2 separate regions of the Homo sapiens genome follow, and region 2 is linked to region 1. Evidence: chromatin contacts called from ENCODE Hi-C or POLR2A ChIA-PET data. All regions are on one chromosome and are shown on one strand. Each heading gives the region's core, a stretch centred on a gene start or an enhancer-like site at or near the end of the contact. The rest is flanking DNA. Distances are from core to core; before and after follow the strand shown.

Evidence for each region. Hi-C counts contacts between places; a loop is a spot of excess contacts on that map. ChIA-PET counts read pairs that join two places held with the same protein, here RNA polymerase II (POLR2A). Pooled maps may share reads with other maps.
Region 2: a map of naive thymus-derived CD4-positive, alpha-beta T cell shows a loop between it and region 1 (20-fold over the local background). The contact joins the promoter of PARK7 here to the promoter of LINC01134 in region 1. A Hi-C loop is called at or near these places in 1 of 168 maps with a recorded cell type or tissue (naive thymus-derived CD4-positive, alpha-beta T cell), 1 of 37 single-sample maps with no recorded cell type and 9 of 50 pooled maps. POLR2A ChIA-PET finds 5 or more read pairs at or near these places in 2 of 52 experiments (GM12878 and HEK293).

The regions. Positions count from the first base shown.
Region 1 is chr1:3,897,979-3,905,132 of GRCh38, forward strand. It overlaps LINC01134 (long intergenic non-protein coding RNA 1134), which reads left to right and starts at 2,426. Exons shown (of 4, transcript NR_024455.1): 1 at 2,426-2,653; 2 at 5,987-6,058. C1orf174 (chromosome 1 open reading frame 174) reads right to left here and starts at 2,294. Exons shown (of 4, transcript NM_207356.3): 1 at 2,194-2,294. The coding sequence starts at 2,208. RefSeq lists enhancers at 1,386-1,956, 1,957-2,525, 2,526-3,095, 2,735-2,994 and silencers at 2,045-2,114, 3,195-3,374.
Region 2 is chr1:7,957,852-7,965,005 of GRCh38, forward strand. It overlaps PARK7 (Parkinsonism associated deglycase), which reads left to right and starts at 3,860. Exons shown (of 7, transcript NM_007262.5): 1 at 3,860-3,942; 2 at 4,912-5,024. The coding sequence starts at 4,935. RefSeq lists enhancers at 2,928-3,711, 3,411-3,510, 3,712-4,495, 3,891-3,940, 4,141-4,190 and 1 more and a silencer at 3,661-3,760.

The DNA of each region.
Region 1 (7,154 bases), core at 1,176-3,675:
TAATGAACAGAACTCCAAATAGGATACATGCAAAGAGATCCACAGACACATCACTGTAAAAATACAAAGATCAAAGGCAAAATCTTGAAAGAGAACAAAACCTTGAAAGCCCCAAGAAGAAAGCCACTTAGAAGGGAACCTCAATAAATGAACTGACTGAAACAATGGAGAATATTCAAACATATTCAACATGCTCAAATAAACTTGTCAACCAAGAATCCTATATCCAGCAAAGCTATACTTCAAAAATGGGCTGGGCATGGTGGCTCATGCCTGTAATCCCACCACTTTGGGAGGCTGAGGCAGTGATCACCTGAGGTCAGGAGTTTTAGACCAGCCTCGCCAACATGGTGAAAACCTGTCTCCAGTAAAAACACAAAAATTAGCCGGGCGTAGTGGCAGCCTCCTGTAATCCCAGCCATTCCAGAGGCTGAGGTGAGAATCACTTGAACCCGGGAGGCAGAGGTTGCAGTGGGCCGAGATCACACCTCTGCACTCCAGCCTGGGCAACAGAGTGAGACTCTGGTCTCAAAGCAAAAACAACAACAACAACAACAACAACAACAACAACAACAAAACTCACTTTACAAGAAACACTAAAAGAAGTTCATCAGGCTGAAAGCAAGTGACCCCAGACAGTAATTCAAAACCACACACACACAAAAACAGCACCAGTAAAGGTAATTATGTTCTTATATAGTTTAAATGCCTATTCCTCTACCTCCTTCTCTTAATTTAAAAAGCAATTGTATACAGTAATATGTGTATAATATATACAGACATGTACTATATTTGCCAATAACAAAACAAAGTGGGTGAAAGCAAACCCCTGCTGGCTAAGGAAATGACCACAGACAGAAAGTAATAATGATAACACAGTACTGTTGAGTTTGTAACATTATCAGATGTAATACATATAACAAAATACCACAAAAATAACCATATAAGAGTAACATTTCTGTATCACTTGGAATTAACCTAGTACAAATCTGAAGCTTAAGATGTATATGGAGAATATGAAGATTAAGCTGTATACGGTAAAACATAAAGCACTGGAAAAAACCCAAAAAAGTTGTGGAAAAAAAATCATTAAATTAAAATGCTACATTAGGAAATATTCACTTTAATCCACTTAAAGAAGGAACAGGGGAAGAAAAAGACAGACTTGTATAAAGAAAAGAAAAAGTAAAATGGCAAATGTAAACCTAACTACAGTGTATCAATAATATTAAATGTGCATGGGCTAAACAATTCAATCAAAAGGCAGAAACTACCAGACTGCATTTTAAAAAAGATCCAAGTATATGTGCCTACAGGAGACAAGTTTTGGTTCAAAGATAAAAATAGTAAAAGGAGTTGGAATTCACAAGTGGCCACTCCATTTGAACAAACCAGGAGAGCCTCCATGCAGCTCAGAGCCTCCCAAGTGGACCGGGACCCGCGCCGGGTCCACTGTGAAAAGGGTCCTTCGCCTTAACTGTTACACCCACGCAATGAGCACTTGCCCCTTGCCAGACACTGGCACCCCCCTTCAATCCTCACCACCCTCTTGGTGGATCCCTCATCACCCCACTTTTAGCACATTCAGTAGATGGGGCCAAGCTGAGGTCACTTGCTGTGTGACGTCCATTGGAGTGGCAGCAGTTGAGGGGCACAAACTCAGCTCTGCAGCATCTAGCACTACCAGGAGTTGAAACCAGTTCTGGAGAGGGTGCCCCACCTTCCTAGGAAAGTGGCCCGAAACCTCCCTTCAAGGGGGCGTGACCTGGGAGCCCCCTGTTGCCCAGGACGTGAACTGTGAGCTCCACTTCTCCCGAGGGCGTGGACCGGAGCCCCCCTTCTCCCGCGGGCATGGCCTGGGAGCTCCCCTTCTCTCGGGGGTGTGGCCCAGAGGCCCCATTCTGCGGGGGTGGGTAACCTGGGAGCCCCCTTCTCCCGGGGACGTGACCTGTGAGCTCCACTTCTTCCGAGGGCGTGGCCCGGAGCCCCCTTTTCACAGGGGCGTGACCTGGCAGCCCTCCTTCTCCCGGGAGCGTGGCCTGGAGCCCCCCAACTACTGCCGGGGGCGAGGCCCAAGCGGAGGCCGCTCCTAGGCCACAGGCACCCCGTGACCCCGCCCCGGTTCTCCAGACAGCAGGTGACCCAGAGTCCCCGCCCTGCCCGGCGCAGCTGCTGCCGGGACCCAGCCCTCACCTTCCGGCTCCTCATGAGTGTGAGCACCGCAGCCAAGCACCGCGCGCCCCGGCCAACGCGTCCCGGCGGAGCGGCGACCCGGAGTCTGCAGAGCGCGCCGCGGCGGCGTCCGACGTCAGCACAGCCAATCACAGTGCAGCACCCTCGTCATGTGATTCCCCCCCCCCCCCCCCCCGTGTTGGCTCTTTCGTAAGCGGCGGGCGAAGGTCACAGGCCTTGGGCCAGTGGTGGGACACTGGAGCAGGAAGTCGGCCTGTGGCCGGCCATGTTCATGAGGGCGCGTCCCTTGGCACCCCTGTAGCCGCTATGTTTCCCACGCCCGTGGCAGGCCTGAGAGATTATGTTTGCGGGGGGTGCTTTTTTTGTAGCTTCTGTGTTCGCCATATTTGAAAGGGGCAGACGGCCATGTTCGTGAACGGCGCTTCCCTTGGTGCACCTGTGGCCGCCATGTTTGAGCGAGGTGGGCAACTATGTTCTTGAGGGGGGAGCAACCATGTTCTTGAGGGGCTCTTCCCTTGAAGCCTCTTTGGCCACCATGTTTGAGAGGGGCAGACGGCCATGTTTGTAAGGGGCGCTTCTCTTGGTGCGCCTGTGGCCGCTATGTTTGAGAGGGGCAGGCAACCATGTTCGTGAGGGGCGCTTCCCTTGAAGCCTCTTTGGCGCCATGTATGAGAGGGGCGGACGGCCATGTTTGTGAGGGGCTCTTCCTTTGGTGCGCCTGTGGCCGCCATGTTTGAGAGGGGCGGGCGGGACGTCCGTGAGGGGCCCCTCCCCTTGCATCCCCTGGCTAACAGCCTGCAGGAGGGCGGGAAGTGCTTTCTCCAGTGCCGCAGAGCGCTGGTTTCTGAGTGCCGGTTAGCGGCCTTGAGCAGCGCGAGGGACTCCCAGGCCTGCCCGTGCTGCGGTCCCGCTGGGGAGCTTTGCGCGCTTGTCGCAGGCTGTGCTGCCCCGCGACATGCCGCTTTGGGTTGGGGTGGCCCGCCCGGGAAGTGGCCTCAGCTGTCCCCCACGTTGCGGGCGGGAGGGGGCCTTAGTGGAGGCCGTCGGTGGGCCCAGGAGGCCAGGGTCCGGCGTCGGGCTGGGGGCCGGTTTTCGTCCCCCGTTACGTGCAAGGCGGGAAATGACCCCTCCGCCGTCCCGTTACTCTCCGGGGCCAACGTGGACTCGCAGGGGCCACGCCTTTTCCAATGGCCACGCCCCTAGCAGGCCTGGGTGGACCCGCAGCGGCCACGCCTCCTCCAATGGCCGCGCCCTATCAGGTCTGGATGGACACACGGCGGCCACGCCTCCTCCAGCAAACACGCCCCTAGCAGGCCTGGGCTGCTGTGATGCGTCCTCTTTGGCCGCCGCTGAGGGAGGTGTTTGTAAAGCTGAGGACCACTGTTCTGTTGTGGGTTTTTTTGTTTGTTTGTTTGTTTTTTGAGACGGAGTCTCGCTCTGTCACCCAGGCTGGAGTGCAGTGGCGCGATCTCAGCTCACTGCAACCTCCGCCTCATGGGCTCAAGCCATTCTCCTGCCTCAGCCTCCTGAGTAGCTGGGATTACAGGCAGGCGCCACCACACCTGGCTAATTTTTGTATTTTTAGTAGAGATGGGGTTTCATCATGTTGGTCAGGCTGGTCTCGAACTCCTGACCTCAAATAATCCGCCCACCTTGGCCTCCCAAAGTGCTGGGATTACAGGCGTGAGCCACCGTGCCAGGCCCACTGTTCTTTTCTTTTCTTTTTTTTTTTTGACGGGAGTCTCGCTATGTCGCCCAGGCTGGAGTGGAGTGACGCAATCTCGGCTCACTGCAAGCTCTGCCTCCCGGGTTCACGCCATTCTCCTGCCTCAGCCTCCCGAGTAGCTGGGACTACAGGCTCCCGCCACCACACCCGGCTAATTTTTTTGTATTTTTAGTAGAGACGGGGTTTCACCGTGTTAGCTAGGATGATCTCGATCTCCTGACCTCGTGGTCCGCCTGCTGCGGCCTCCCAAAATGCTGGGATTACAGGCGTGAGCCACCGCGCTCGGCACACTGTTCTGTTCTTAAGAATTTCAACATAGAAATGAAATCCAGCCTTGCCTTAAACCCTCCAGCCCTCAAGTTCTCTGGGCTCTAGGATGTGTGTCTTCAGAAAAGGGCGCAGGGTGGAAGCCACATCAGAGGCCGAGGACACCTGGCCCCTCCCCTCTCCGCCCGCAGGTGGCTGCGCAGTCCAGGGCTGGCTCCCAGGTGCTCGGGCGCAGGGTGCACCCAGCAGCCCGTACTGTGCTTTGCAAATAAATGGGAGTCTTATTTCCTTTTTAAATCATTATTTTTTTTTTCAAGTGAGAACATTTAAATCAGGCAGTTTTGTCAGAAGCATTAGGTTTTCCACTTAAACTACAAAGGTTGAAAAGTGAACTGCATTGCATTGTGGCTTCATGGCCTGCTCAGGGTCCCTCTGTGCACTGTTCCAAGGCAGGGTGTGATTCATAATCTCTTCCAAAAGCATCAGTGTGCCTTCTCTTACGGTATGACTCTCTCAAAGCCCAGACATGCAGCTGATGCCTCCTTTTAGTGCCTGAGAAGGGAGAGTATTTAAGGATCCTGCCAGCTTGAGCTCTATGCAGCCTCCACTCTCTTTAGAAGTGTGACGTTTGGTAATTAGGTGGAGCCCTCAAATTAGACTGCACGTGGGGTTTTGCTTTCGGCAGTGAGTGAAGATGCTTGCAGCCCTGGTGTACACACACACACACATGTCCTACCTGGCTGTTGTACCCTCTCTCTTCCTAGCCCTGCGCTTCTCCCGTGTTATTATCCATGTTGTACAGAAGGGGAGGAGACAAATGTGTAACTGGCAGGAAATGCGTTTGAAATGGAAACTTAATATAATCGCTGCCAGCTGTTCAGAAAAAAATGAGAGCGAGCGATACTTTGTTAAACACCTAGCCTGTCCCATTTTCGCAGAGATTGATTTCATAATAAGCTTGGTTCAGTGGTTTTATTTCCCAGTCCTTGGGAGCTCAAAGTTTTCATCCACTGGGGCTTGGCTGGTGTTTGCCTGTCTTGTTTGTGGTTGGTGCCAGTTGATGTAAATGCCTCACTGCCTGGCCTCGCCCGCCCGATGGGGGCTCTGGGCTCCGAGCCATGTGGACTTTTAACATCCCAAAGGGCACTCTCCTTCCCTTCACCAATGTTGTCTGTCCTCTCCCCAGGTCTGGGATGAGCATGGTTTCCAGCCTCCCAGCTGTAAGGCCTGACACCCAGGCCATTGGTGAATGTCTCTCTCTCCCTGCCCACATCCTGTCAGATGCCGGTTGCTGTTAATTCTAGACTTTGAAGCCTCACGGCTGGTCTCTCCTTTTCCTCTGGCCTGGGCAGCCCACAGCTGTTGGGGTGATCCCCTGCTTCTGGGATCCAGAGCCACAGTCTTAGAGTGGCCTGTAAGTCCTGGCATGGTGCCTGGCACACTGTGGGTGCCCAGCAGGTGTTTGTCCAATGAATGTGCGGAAGGGCTTCTGAGCTTGCTCACCGTTGCCGCTCCCTGCTCCAGCCGCACAGAGTCCCAGCACCTGTTCCCCTGCCCCTCTGCTATCCACAGTGCCTCCCTCAGCTCCTGACCACTGCAAAGCCTCTTCCCCACTTCCCTGTGCCTGAAAACCTTCTTTCCCCAGCTCCCCAACCCACGTTTTGCCTGGCTAATCCATTTGTTAAACCTCAACTCAGCTTATATCTCCTGTCCTCAGGGGGCCCTTCCTGGATGCTCCCCCGCCCCCTACATTCAATCTGCCGGTTGCTGCTTTTTTAGTGTTCTGCACTCTTCTACCAGGACCCCGTGGCAGGCCAGGACCGTTTCTCCGGTGCTATCCCAGAGCATGGCGCATCCACTCATTCACTCAAGGTATCAAGCTCCACTGTGTTCTGGGGACTGGGCCAGGCGCAAGCCCAGGCATGGAATCATCACACAGAATTGTACGTTTGCAGTGTGATGGGAGCCACGGGGGAGAGGCCACATGGGCAACAGCACAGAGCTGGGGGTGTCGGGTGAGGATCCTGGGAGGAAGTGGCTGGGGCCCCCTCTCCCTCCCTCATCCTGTAGGATGCAGGCCCCTTTCAGGCCCACCCGGGGGAAACAGAGCCTCCTAGTCAAGGCTGGATGTGCAGTGGAGCCCTGTCTGGACAGGCTACCCCTCCTGACGAGGTGGGAGGTGTTGGCGTGGGCAGAGGAGCCAATCTTGAATTCTCTCCCCCGCTCCACCTCAAGCTGCCATGTGGAATTGCAGGAGACCCTGGAGGGAGCAGAAAACCAGGCTCGGCCGAAGCCACCTCCACACCACGGTTTCCTGGGTTCCCCAAAACCAGGCTTGGCCGAAGCCACCTCCACACCACAGCTTCCCGGGTTCGCTGTGTCTGCTTCTGTTCTTATTCCTGATTAGCTGTGCCCCCACCCGGCCAGGTCAGGGCACAGTGAGACTCCCCATGGTGGCAGGCGTGTGAAGTCTGTGCAGGCTTGTACGTGGCTGGCCCCCCACCTGAACTGTACGCCCCTGGAAGGCAGGGTCCGTGTTTTGTTCACGGAGGCTGGTGATACCCAGAGGACATTGGCTGGCTGGCTGGCTGGCCGGGGGCGAGACGCACACAGAGAACTTGAGGATTGTGGATTGGAGGAAACTTTGCATTCTTGCCCATACCACAAATTTCTGACTTAAAACACTGCTGTGCCCCAGTTCAGTATTTGCCTTTGACAAACACTGTAGGGCCAGTGAGAAAGTTGAAGAGATTTTTCAACTGACTAGCAGTCGGTAGACCCGTTAACTGAGGCCACCCCGGCCAGAGCACATTGCATTCCTGCCAACAGATGGTGGCCTGTATGATGACAGGGCCTCTCTTGCATATGGCCTTTTATAATTAAAAGAAAGAAGTAATAGGTAGAAAGAGAGAGAGAGAGGGAGAAGGCAGGGGAAAAAAAGCTTGCAGCATGCTTTTAAAATGTCATC
Region 2 (7,154 bases), core at 2,610-5,109, 4.1 Mb after region 1:
TTTCTTGAAATAAATGTGGCCAGGTGCAGTGGCTCACAACTGTAATCCCAGCACTTTGGGAGGCCGAGGTGGGCAGATCACTTGAGGTCAGGAGTTTGAGACCAGTTTGGCCAACATGGTGAAACCCCGTCTCTAATAAAAATACAAAAATTAGTTGGGCATGATGGTGCACGCCTGTAGTCCCAGCTACTCGGGAGACTGAGGTACGAGAATTGCTTGAACCTGGGAGACAGAGGTTGCAGTGAGCCGAGATGGTGCCACTACACGCCAGCCTGGATGACAGAGCAAGACTCTGTCTCAAAACAAAAACAAAAACAAAACAAAGAAAATAAACGTGATTTTTTTTTTTTTTTTGAGACAAGAGTCTCGCTCTGTCACCCAGGCTGGAGTGTAGTGGTGCGATCTCAGCTCACTTCAGCCTCCGCCTCCCAGGTTCAAGCAATTCCCCTGCTTCAGCCTCCCGAGTAATTGGGACTACAGGTGCAAGCCACCATGCCCAGCTAATTTTTGTATTTTTAGTAGAGACCGGGTTTCACCATGTTGGCCAGGATGGTCTCGATCTCTTGACCTCGTGATCTGCCCACCTTGGCCTCCCAAAGTGCTGGGATTACAGGCACGCACCACCGCGCCTGGCCAGAAACGCGATTTTAATATCTAAATTGAAACCTTAAAAACACTGATGTATTTAGGCCAGGTGCTGTGGCTCACACCTGTAATCCCAGCACTGTGGGAGGCCGAGGTGGGCAGATCACTTGAGGTCAGGAGTTTGAGACTAGCCTGGCCAACATGGTGAAAGCTCATCTCTACTAAAAATACAAAAATTAGCCAGGCATGATGGCAGGTGCCTGCAATCCCAGCTACTCTAGAGGCTGAGGTGGGAGAATTGCTTGAACCTGGGAGGCGGAGGTTGCAATGAGCTGAGATTGCACCATTGCACTCCAGCCTGGGCAACAGAGCGAGACTCTGTCTCAAAAAAAAAAAAAAAAGAAAAGAAAAGAAATTACTAGAAGAAAACACTGGGGGGGGGGGGGCCAGGCACGGTGGCTCACACCTGTAATCCCAGCACTTTGGGAGGCTGAGGCAAGTGGATCACCTGAGGTTAGGAGTTCGAGACCAGCCTGGGAAACATGGTGAATCCCTGTCTGGACTAAAATACAAAAATTAGACAGGCATGATGGAGGGTGCCTGTAATCCCAGATACTCGGGAGGCTGAGACAGAGAATCGCTTGAACCCAGGAGACAGTGGTTGCAGTGAGCCAAGATTGCGCCACTGCACTCCAGCCTAGGCGGCTGAGCGAGACTCCATCTCAAAAAAAAAAAAAAAAGAAAAGAAAAGAAAGAAAACACTGGGGAAATGTTCCAGGGTATTGATCTGGGCAAAGACCTCAAAGCACAGACAACAAAAGCAAAAACAGACAAATGGAATTACATCAAACTAAAAAGTATATGCACAGCAAAGGAAACAACAAAGCAAAGAGACAACACACAGAATGGGAGAAAATATTTGCAAACTATCCATTTGATGAGGGACTAATGACTAGAATATATTAGGAGCTCAATAGCAAGAAAACAATCAGATTTAAAAGTGGGCAAAAGATCTGAATAGACATTTCTGAAGAGATACAAATGGCCAAGAGATATGAAAAAGGGCTCAATGTCACTAATCAGAGAAATGCAAATAAAGACAGTAAGATATCATCTCATCCCAGTTAAAATGGCCTTTATCAAAAAGGGAATAACATGCTGAGATGGATGTGAAGAAGGAACCTCATACACTGTTGGCGAGCATCTCAATTAGTGCAGCCACTATGGAAAACAATATGGAATCCTCAGAAGATTAACTTCTGAGAAATCATAAGTTCTGGAATCATAACTACCATATGATCCAGCAATCCCACTACCGGTATATACCAAAAAGAAAGGAAGGGCCAGGCACGGTAGCTCACGCCTATAATCCCAGCACTTTGGGAGGCCGAGGCAGGCAGATCACTTGGGGTCAGGAGTTCAAGACCAGCCTGGCCAACATAGTAAAACCCTGTCTCTACTAAAAATACAAAAATTAGCCAGGCATGGTGGCACACACCTGTAGTCTCAGCTACTCGAAAGACTGAGGCACGAGAATTGTTTCAACACAGAGGCAGAGGTTGCAGTGAGCCAAGATGGTGCCACTGCACTTCAGGCTAGGCGACAGAGCAAGATGGAGTCTCAAAAAAAAAAAAAAAGAAAGAAAATCAATATATCAAAGAGATATTTGCACTCCTATGCTTATTGTAGCACTGTTCACAACAGTCAAAATATGGAATCAACCAAAATGTTCATCAATGGATGACTGGATAAATAAAATGTAAATATACACAATGAATACTATTCAGCCATAAAAAATAATAAAATCCTATTTGCAACAACATTGATGGAACTGGAGGTCATTATGTTAAGTGAAACAAGCCAGGCAAAGAAAGACAAGCATCACATGATTTCACTCATAAATGGGAAGTTGAAAAGTGGATATCATGAAGATAAGTTGGTGGTTACCAGAGGCCAGGAAGGGTAGCCAGGAGAAGGGGATGAACAGGGTGATTAATAGGTACAAAAATTGGTAGAAGTGCTGGGCAAGGTGTCAAGAGCCCCAGCATCAGAAAGTGGTCGACTTGCTGGTTGGTAAGAAGAATTTATCGACAACAATATAGGTTTGAAAAAGGAAAGTTTTATTAGAACGCTGCAGAAGAGTGCAGCCTCAGCAAGAGAGAACTGAGCATGCCGCGGTGGATTTTTCATGTCCCTTTTCGAATGTCTCATTTTTTGCAAATTCAATCCAAGTTGCGTTCATTTAGCCAGGATCCTTCTAAGCTCATTCAAGAATTTTGGGCTTTAACTATTTCCTTTGATTTAACCTGGTACCAGGTGCCAACTTTAGATAATAGGGATATCTAATTACTTCTAAATTCCTCAGATAAGGGGCCTGCTTGATGGTCACCAGGTGATCTGTGCTCTCCTTAAGAGGGAATAAGACCTAGCGTTGGCAGAGTTCTGTAGGGTGACTATAGTTAACAGTAATCTGTTGTATATTTTAAAATGTTATTATTGAAGAGAGTAACTGGAATGTTCCCAGTATAAAGACAAATGTTTAAGGTGATAGAGATCTCATTTACCCTGATTTAATCATTACACATTATATGAAAGTATCAAAATACCACATGTACCCAGAAAACACATACGTCTCTTACATATCAATAAATACAACTTGAGATTATGATGTAAATACATCTGACCAACTTGGTACTTATTAGACTTATGTGCGCAGCACTGCTCTAGTCCTGTGGGTGCAGCAGCATCAGGATCGTTAAAGAAAACAAACAATGCTGAGAAAAAAACTCACACCCCTGAGACATCCGGGTGTGAATAAATGCGGCAGAGTCGCCCGAGATCGGGAGACCAGGCGTGGGGGAGAGGTCCGGGAGGCCTGGACCAGAGTCCTAACAGACCAGAGGCGAAACGGGAAGGCGCGCCAGAAAAGGAACAACGCAAAGGGAGCAGGCGTGCACGGAGCGCGAACTAAGGAACCCCTCTGACAACCCCAGTCCCTCGGCAGTTCCAGAGACCGGCTCCTCACGGAGGGTGGCGGTAGAGACTGTTAAGCCCCGCGGGCGCCGGGGCAGGCCGGACTGTGCCATTCGTGGGGGGTACCATGTGGGACCGAGCCGCCTCACCCAGGGCTGTCCAGCTAGAAACTCCCCGGTGCCACCCCCGCCTCAGTCCGAGGTAGACTCGGCCGGACGTGACGCAGCGTGAGGCCAAGGCGGCGTGAGTCTGCGCAGTGTGGGGCTGAGGGAGGCCGGACGGCGCGCGTGCGTGCTGGCGTGCGTTCATTTTCAGCCTGGTGTGGGGTGAGTGGTACCCAACGGGCCGGGGCGCCGCGTCCGCAGGAAGAGGCGCGGGGTGCAGGTCAGCGCCAGCGGGGGCGCGGCGCATGTGTGGGCCGTGGCGCTGGGCGGCGTGGGGGTGCTGGACGGTGTCCCTGTGCTGGACGGTGTCCCGCTGGCTCAGAACCGGCGCGGGGCCTGGGTCGGGGCCGCCCTCGCTTCCGGCCTCCCAGTCGGGCCCTGTCGCTGGCGTTGGATTTGACTGACCGCCAGCGTGGTGGCAACGCTGAAGCGTCCAGAATCTTCTGCCTAACCTCTCGCCGGCATGGAACTGGCTAGCCGTTTTATTAAACTCTGTTTTGCGTGGACGGTAAACCCTCCAGATAATCTGTAAATAGGCTAAAAAAAATTCGGAACCTCGTTGAGCTGCTGTCGTTGGCAGTGAGAACTCCGCGCAGAGAGACAGATGTAGTTGGGTTGACTTCAGTGAGGGGATTTCCATCTTTCTCAGTCATTAAAAAAAGTGTTCAGACATTTAACACTGTTGACCCCCACACACAATTTTTTAGTACAGTTATAACTAAGAAAACAAAAATCCCCTCCAAAAAATTACAAGTTAATTGCGAAAGACCACATTTAAATTTTTGCCCATGAAATTCAGTTTAGTCGTTTCTCTGAAACAGTGCTTCAAAAAAGACTGTTTCCCCGCATTGTGTGAAATGCAGGAGACCCACGTACTTGTATTTTTAAAAAACCCATTTGCAACATACTATTAAAGTTGGATTTAAGAGAACATGGTAGAAGAAAATCTAAGCAATACTACACCTTTTAGCACCCTCATTATGTTTTCATCTCAGAGCAATTAAAACTGCTATACAAATCAACGTTAAGATAACTAAACTGCTGCTTTTTTCGTATTCAGTTGTCTATGAAAACCGTTTCCCTAGGAAGTACTTACTCTGCTTGAAAATGCTCCTAAACTTTAAATTTTGGGGTATCTCAGGGTTGCAATGAAAGTTTTTTGAAATCTTTTTTTTTTTTTTTTTTTAAGGCTTGTAAACATATAACATAAAAATGGCTTCCAAAAGAGCTCTGGTCATCCTGGCTAAAGGAGCAGAGGAAATGGAGACGGTCATCCCTGTAGATGTCATGAGGCGAGCTGGGGTAAGTCCCACATCGATTTTTAGCCATTCCTGTTTTAAATGTTTTTGGATTTTTAAATCATTTTGAATAAAATATTCAAAGTGCTCTATGAAATATTTCAAATATACACAAAATTTCAGAGATGACATAAGAATAAATACCTGTTGATCCACTGCTCACATTTAACGCTTGTTAATGTCTTGCCATATTTCCTTCAGACCCATTTCTCTTTTGTTTTGAGCTCTGTCGTCCAGGCTGGAGTGCGATGGCAGGATCTTGGCTCATTTCGGTCTCTGCCTCCTGGGCCCAAACCATCTTCCCACCTCAGCCTCCCAAATAGCTGAGACTACAGATGCGTGCCACCACACCTGGCTAATTTTTGTATGTTTTGTAGAGACAGGGTTTTGCCATGTTGCCCAGGCTGCTCTCCAACTCCTGAGCTCAAGTTGTCCACCCGCCTCAGGCCTCCCAAAGTGTTAGGACTACAGGCGTGAGCCACTGCACTGTCCTTAGACCCATTTCTTTTTTCTTCTTTTTTTTTTTTTTTGAGATGGTGTCTCTCTGTGTCGCTCAGCCTGGAACGCAGTGGTGTGATCTCTGCTCGCTGCAACCTCTGCCTCCCGGGTTCAAGAGATTCTCCTGCCTCACCCTCAGCTGGGATTACAGGTGTCCGCCACCACGCCCGGCTAATTGTATTTTTAGTACAGATGGGGTTTCACCATGTTGGCCAGGTTGGTCTCGAACTCCTGGCTTCAAGTGACCCGCCCGCCTTAGCCTTTTACAGTGCTGGGATTACAGGCAGGAGCCACCATGCCCGGCCCCTCAGACTCGTTTCTTAAAGAGCAGATGCTTCAAAGAAATACATTTGAAGCCCCCTTTGTAAATTTCTCCAATCCTATGCCCCTTCTTCCTTCCTTAAAGATAAGTGCTATCCTCGCACTCTTGTGTATCCATGCATGTGTGTCTTTTTTTTTTTTTTTAAGACAGAGTCTTGCTCTGTCACCCAGGCTGGAGTGCAGTGGTGTGACCTCAGCTCACTGCAACTTCTGCCTCCTGGGTTCAAGCAGTTCTCTGCCTCAGCCTCCCAAGTAGCTGGGATTACAGGTGCGCACCACCATGCCTGGCTAATTTTTTGTATTTTTAGTAGATGGGGTTTCACCATCTTGGCCAGGCTGGTCTTGAACTCTTGACCTCGTGATCCACCCACCTCGGCCTCCCAAAGTGCTGTGATTACAGATGTGAGCTACTGCACCCGCCCCCACGCATGTCTTTAAGGTAGCATTTGACCGTGGTTCTCATTTTGCGTGTTTATATATTATCTCTCTCTATCTAAAAATAGTGAACAGTGAAGTGAAGTAGAACTAACTCTGTGCCAGGCAGCATTCTAAGTGCCGATAAACCTTACAACAATGTCGTGAGTTAGATATCACCATCCTCATTTTACAGTTGAAGAAACTGAGGCACAGAGACATAAATAATGTACCCACATCACGTAGTAAGTACAAAAGCCAGAACTCAGACCCAGGCAGCCTGGCCCCAGAGTCTGTTAACCCTATACTCCTCTGGTTCTCAGAAATGAAGATACATGTCGATTAAGTTTATCCACTTAAAATTGCTGCTTGGTGTTGCACTGAATGCCACAATCTACCCATTCCTCTAATTACAGCATTACAATTCTGTAATACGTATTCTTGTGTAGGTTTCTTTGTGCAAATGTGAGGAAATTTTTCCAGGTTATATATCTAAAAGTAGAATGACTAGGCCGAAGGATAGCCTGTAGTCAGCATGACTAGGTTTTGCCAAGTTGCTCTCCAGTGTCCCAGTTTGTAGTCCCACCAGCAGTGTAGGAAAATTCCCACTTTCCCAGTGCCAGCTCTTGGTATTGTTGACTTTAAAAATTTTTGAAAGATAAAGCAGTATTTCGTTGTTTGGACTTGCATTTCTATTTTACAAAAATACCATGAGGTTTAAATGGCAACAGTAAACTTGCAAGATGAGTTATTAATAGGATGATCATATAACTGGTCACCCAAACCAGAACATTTGTGGGAGAAAGGGTGTTCCAGTCCCACAGAGTACAGGGCAGCAGCTATAAGTAGGGTCTGTCCCGGGCAAACCAGGGTAGACCTAGTTATTAAATATATTTAGCCA